Linked DNA regions of Homo sapiens: region 1 is linked to region 2. A link is a loop called in an ENCODE intact Hi-C map of the cell type or tissue named here. Cell type or tissue: gastrocnemius medialis. All regions are shown on one strand. Each heading gives the region's core, and the rest is flanking DNA. Links, peaks and the distances in the headings are about the cores only. Region 1 has its middle 75 kb from the start of ARHGAP28. Region 2 overlaps LOC107985176 (a long non-coding RNA gene).

Region 1 (2,917 bases), core at 251-2,750, 54 kb after region 2:
ATTAGGCATAGGCAGAATTGAGAACCTTCTTGAAAAGCATGTCATTCAAAAGAGGCCACGTTGCCGAAAGCTGAGACTCATTTAATGATCAGCATTGTGGCAGTCTGCAAGAGTGAGATGTCCAGTTGAATGTTATCTGGTAAGGTGATTTTGTGACAACTCACATTTTCCCGTCTTTATTCGTCTATCTTCATTCTTTAAAGAGCAATTGATGTGGAATCTGGCACCCAGAGTGGCTTTTCAGAAAATAGCATCCCTTGCAGAATGGTGCTTAAATATGGCTGTTTAGATTTAAATGTGCCTCTAATTACATGTCTCTAATCAGGTTCCTGATTTATCTTGCAAAATAGCAAATCTGGCTATTGGAATCCAGGTATCCTTTAAGCCTTACATCATTAGGTTTGAGATGCTGCAGCAAACTTCCAGACTTTTATTAGATGGTGCTGTTGATTGAGAAAGTGGCTTTCTAGAGTGAGTCTTCTCTGGATAGGCCAAACTCATCTCCCAAGCCAGAGATTCATTCAGCAGCAGTTCCTGAACTGACTGCTTGTGGGAGGCTGTCCTTGGGGTTTCCCACAGGTGGGAGAACAACTGTCGGGGAAGGAGGGAAGGAAGGAGCTGTAACAAAATTCAGGGGTAGGAATTCAGGAGCAGAGTTATAGTTGAGAAAGGAAGCAAAGCCTGGCTGGCTGCCCTGGAACTCAGCCAACACTGGGGCAAGTTAGGAGTGAGGGTGCAAGGTCTCACTGGCACCCGGGCCCAGGTGGAGCTAGACTGGAAGGGAGACTATGTGCCTGAGCTCATGCCCAGAGGTCACCTGGCTCATGGTGCCCTGGCCACACTCTTCCAGATGAGACAAATGCCAAGGTCCTTCTCTGCAGTGGGCTTGCTTACAACAGTGCAAGCAGATCTCACAGAGCAAAAGTCTAGATGAAAAAAGAAAAAGAAGGTAGTGGGAGGCAGTGAAATTTGCAAACAGAAATGCTTTAAATGACCCACTTCGTTGACCTGGAGGTTATCTATTTTTAGAACAAAAATTGGGAACATTTTGACATACAAATTAATATTGAATATTTTCTATGCATTGCTTTTTAGCAGTTGTTCGTAAGATTTCTGCAGTACTCTCCATTGTGTAGAATGCAGGCTACCCCTTTGTAATCAGAAGACCACAGGGCTCTAGCAGGGCATATTGGCATCAATTCCCTCCCACTACATGATTTCGGCTTGTATTTCTGTCTGCTCTCCTTAGCTGAGCTTGCCTAGGATGTAGATTGCTTCTTCCATCTTTCCCTCCCAATATGGAGGTTCTGCAGATCTGGTCATTCACATTAATAAGCATCTCAGCCCTCTATAAACCAGAGACTTTTCCCAAACCATGAATTTCTATGACAGCAAGGATTAATAATAGGAGGGTAGAGTTAGAGTTCTCAATCTGAATTTATTACAGCCTATTTTGGGTGAAATACCAAAACCATATGGTGGCAACAAGACAGACTATGTGTTTGTTTTATTTGATTTTTATAGGCCTTTATGTGTGTTTACAGGTTTATTTTTAAAAGGGGACGTTTCTTCCATAACAATATGCTTAGTTCTTTGAAAGCAGATGAGAAATTCAAGAACATAAAGGAAATGTTTTAACCAATTCTTTTCCTAAGGAGTGAAAGACAAAAAGGAAAACTGGGCTAGGTGTGGTGGCTCACGCCTGTAATCCTAGCACTTTGGGAGGCCAAGGTGGGCGGATAACCTGAGGTCAGGAGCTCAAGACCAGCCTGGCCAATATGGTGAAATCCCAGCTCTACCAAAAATACAAAAATTGGCCGGGTGTGGTGGCGGGTGCCTGTAATCCCAGCTACTCAAGAGGTTGAGGCAGGAGAATCGCTTGCACCCAGGAGGCGGAGGTTGCAGTGAGCCAAGATCACACCACTGTACTCCAGCCTGGGTGACAGAGGGAAACTCTATCTCAAAAAAAAAAAAAAAAAAAAACACTGAAACATAGCATCCCAGAATCATAGTTCTGGAGAGGAATGTAAACTTAATGACCTGCCTGGATTAGAGCTTCACTAGTATATGAACAGATCACATGCCATTAAGATAGAACCTATACTTGAACAGCATTTTGTAGAAGGTGATGTGCATACAGGCTGGTGACTTCCACATCTGTATCTCCAGAGCACCGGGTATGCACATTTAACTGCCTACTGGACAACCCCACCTGCATGGATCCTCGGCCAGGCAGGCAGACTCACCACAACCCTACATTTACACTCTTCACTCCTCCTTGAGAGCCAAATCAGGAATTCAGTCTCATTCACAATTGCTACAGAAAGAATAAAATACCTAGGAGTACAACTAACCAGGGAGGTAAAAGATCTCTACAATGAAGACTAAAAAACACTGCTGAAAAATATCAGAGATGACACAAACAAATGGAAAAACAATCCATACTCATCGATAGGAAGAATCAATATGGTTAAAATGGCCAGACTGCCCAAAGCAATTTATAGACTCAACGCTGTTTCCATCAAACTATCAATGATATTCTTCACAGAACTAGAAAAAACGATCTTAAAATTTATATGGTACCAAAAAAGAGCTGAAACAGCCAAGGCAATCCTAAGCAAAAAGAATGAAGCTGGGGCTACAGTAACTAAAACATCATAGTACTGGTACAAAAACAGATACATAAACCAAGGGAATAGAATACAGATCCCAGAAGTAAGACCACAAGTAAGATCTTCAACAAAGCTGACAAAAACAAGCAATGGGGAAAGGACTCTCTATTCAATAAACGGTGCTGGGATAACTGGATAGCCATATGCAGAAGATTGAAACCCGACCCATTTCTTACACAAAGTTATTTTTATACAAAGATCAACTCAAGATGAATTAAAGACCTAAATGTAAACCTAAAACTATA
Region 2 (2,917 bases), core at 250-2,749:
AGCCTACTGAGGGCACGTTATCTAATAACCCCAAGGCTTTTACCAAATAGAGTTAGTCTTATGAAGTGAACATAATACTCAATGAGAAACTGGAGATTTGTTTTTCCATTCAGTAAATATTTAAGGAGTACCTATGTGTGTCAGCCACTATTCTAACAGCATTAACACAATAGCAAAAGTCCCTGACTTCATGGAACTTACATTCTAATGAGCAGACAGTAGCAATAAACAAATAAGTATATGATATAAAGAAATATGCAGAAAATAAGATAAGGAAAAGGGATGGAGAGTAACAGAGGGATATTATTTTATTTAGAATGTCATGAAAGGCCTCTGCTATAAAGATGTCATTTGAACAGATCTGAATGAAGTGAAGGAATAAGTTGTCCATATCTGGGGAAGAGGTTCCAGGAAACAAGGGCAAAGATCCTGAAGTTTGTGAGTTTTCTGTCTAGTAGGTGGGATAGCGGAGGTGTCATGGAGGCCACCATGGCTGAAGTGAAGTGATCAAGGGGAAGACTAGTAGGAAATGAGGTCAGAAGGTAGGGACATGGATTAAAGTGAAGCTTAGGGGCCATTAGGAACATTAGCATCCTGCCCGCCCCCCTACCCCCTCCCCCGCCCCAGGGAAGGAAAAGCCATTGGAGGGCTGGGGCAAAAGAGTGACATCCTCGGACATATATATACATATATATATTTTTTTTTTTTTTTTTTTGAGACAGAGTCTCACTCTGTCACCCAGGCTGGAGTGCAATGGCACGATCTTGGCTCACTGCAACCTCCGCCTCCTGGGTTCAAGCGATTCTCCTGCCTCAGCCTCCCGAGTAGCTGGGATTACAGGTGTGCATCACCACACCCAGCTAATTTTTGTATTTTTGGTAGAGATGGGGTTTTGCTACGTTGGCCGGGAATGTCTCGATCTCCTGACCTCGTGATCTGCCCACCTTGTCCTCCCAAAGTGTTGGGATTACAGGCGTGAGTGACCGCACCCGACCCCACACTTATATTTTTTAAAGATCTCTCTAACTGCTGTATCAGTCAGAAAAATAGGATAAAGAGTGGCAAAGACAGAAGACAATCGCGGACTGTCACTGTAGTTTAGGTCAGAGCACATCTAACCGTAACATACAAATGAACCACCTGGGCATTGACAGAAAATGTCATTCTGATTCATTCTGTTGGAGGTGAGACTGAGATCTCGCATTTCTAACAAGCACCCAGGCAAGCTGGGGCTGCTGGGCCACAGACCACCCTTTGCGTGGCAAGGGTATAAGTGGCATAGAACAGTGGCTTGCAAGATAGAGGTGAAACGGACGAGAAATCCTCAGATTTTGAATCTACTTTGAAGGAAGAGCCAACAGGATTGTCGGTGAATTGCAGGTGAGGTATGAGGTAAATCAATGAGGTTTTGGACCAAGCACTGAAACACACAGAGGCACCATTTTATGAAGATGCGATCTCAGAAAGAACTTGTTTAGGAGTTAAAAAAGAAAGAGAGAGAAAAGAAAACAACCAAAAGTTTAATTCTGGACATTGTAAGTTAGAGATGCCTGTTAGAAATCCCAGTGATGGACTTGAGTAATCATCTGGGAATATGATTCCAGAATTCAGAGGTGAAGTCTGGGCTTGAGATATAAATTTGAGAATTGCCAGCTTGCAGTTTATTTGTAAAGCTCTGGAGCTGGACAACATTACAGAAGGCGTGAGGGTAGTTGGAAGAGAGCACTGAGACCTGGAGTACTCCAGTATTTGGAAATTGGGAAGACGGCCAGGTGCAGCAGGAGTCAGAGAAGCAGCCCCAGTTGGGAAATAGGAAAGGAGAGAGTCCTCTGGAAGTCAAATGAACAAAGCATTTCAAGAAAGAGATTGATTACTTACAATCAATGCTGCCAGTAGATCAATATGATGAAGACTGAGAACAGAACATTGGATCTGGCAACATGGAGGCCACCATGGCCTCACTGACAGCAGTGTCCGTGGAGTGATAGTGATGAGAATCTGTCCAAGAGAGAACGGGAAGAGGAGAAGTATAGACAGAGGACACACAATTCTTTAAAGCAATTTTGCTGTAAAATGCAACAGAAATTGGACAGTAGTGGGAGATAGATTTTTTTTTAGTGAGATGGGTGAAGTGCTGTTATTAGCATTTTATTATTCTTATGGGGATAGGGAGAAAACCTGATGATTCATAGGCAGGAAATGTTGTCCTGTAGTAGATGAGAGGGTGTGGCCAGAGACAAGCCCGTGCTTTCATAGTATTGAGGGTAGAACACAGTTGCAGGTGGGTAATAAGTTTGCTCCAAGAAGCATGTATGAGTTCTGCTGGGCGTGATGGCACACATCTGTAGTCCCAGCTACTTGGAAGACCGAAGCCCGAGACGGGCTTGAACCCAGGAGCCCTGGGCCGTAGTGTGCTATGCCAATCAAGTGTCTACACTAGGTTTGGCATCAATATGGTGACTTCTCAGGAGCAGAAACCATAAGGTTGCCTAAGGAGGGGTGAACCAGCCCATGTCAAAACCAGAGCAAGTCAAAACTCCCATACTGATCAGTACTGTGATCCTGCCTGTGAATAGGCACTACACTCCAGCCTGAGCAACATAGCCAGACCTAATTCTCTCTTTTTTTTTTTCTTTTGAGGTGGCGTTTCGCTCTTGTGGCCCAGGCTGGAGTGCAATGGTGCAATCTTGGCTCACTGCAACCTCTGTCTCCTGGGTTCAAGCGATTCTCCTGCCTCAGCCTCCCAAGTAGCTGTGATTACAGGCGTGCACCACCACACCCAGCTAATTTTTGTATTCTTAGTAGAGACAGGGTTTTGCCATGTTGGCCAGGTTGATCTGGAACTCCTGACCTCAGGTGATCTGACCGCCTCAGTCTCCCAAAGTGCTAGGATTACAGGCGTGGGCCCCTGCACCCG

Evidence for each region. A loop is a pair of places that touch in the nucleus more often than their neighbours do. Peaks named below come from ENCODE experiments on the same cell type or tissue, not always from the same donor. Only the 100,000 strongest peaks of a DNase experiment are listed, where the experiment ranks them.
Region 1: it touches region 2 in a loop (2.0-fold over the local background); 3 of 110 quality-filtered maps call a loop at or near these places.

The regions. Positions count from the first base shown.
Region 1 is chr18:6,653,335-6,656,251 of GRCh38, forward strand. No RefSeq gene overlaps it. Among named protein-coding and RNA genes, the nearest start is that of ARHGAP28, 75 kb to the right of the region's middle. In gastrocnemius medialis, for the core only: no CTCF peak of the experiment used is centred there; no DNase peak of the experiment used is centred there.
Region 2 is chr18:6,599,219-6,602,135 of GRCh38, forward strand. The region is part of intron 2 of LOC107985176 (a long non-coding RNA gene); the gene reads right to left. It also overlaps the pseudogene RN7SL282P. Among named protein-coding and RNA genes, the nearest start is that of LINC01387, 89 kb to the left of the region's middle. In gastrocnemius medialis, for the core only: no CTCF peak of the experiment used is centred there; a DNase peak (open chromatin) is centred at 1,767.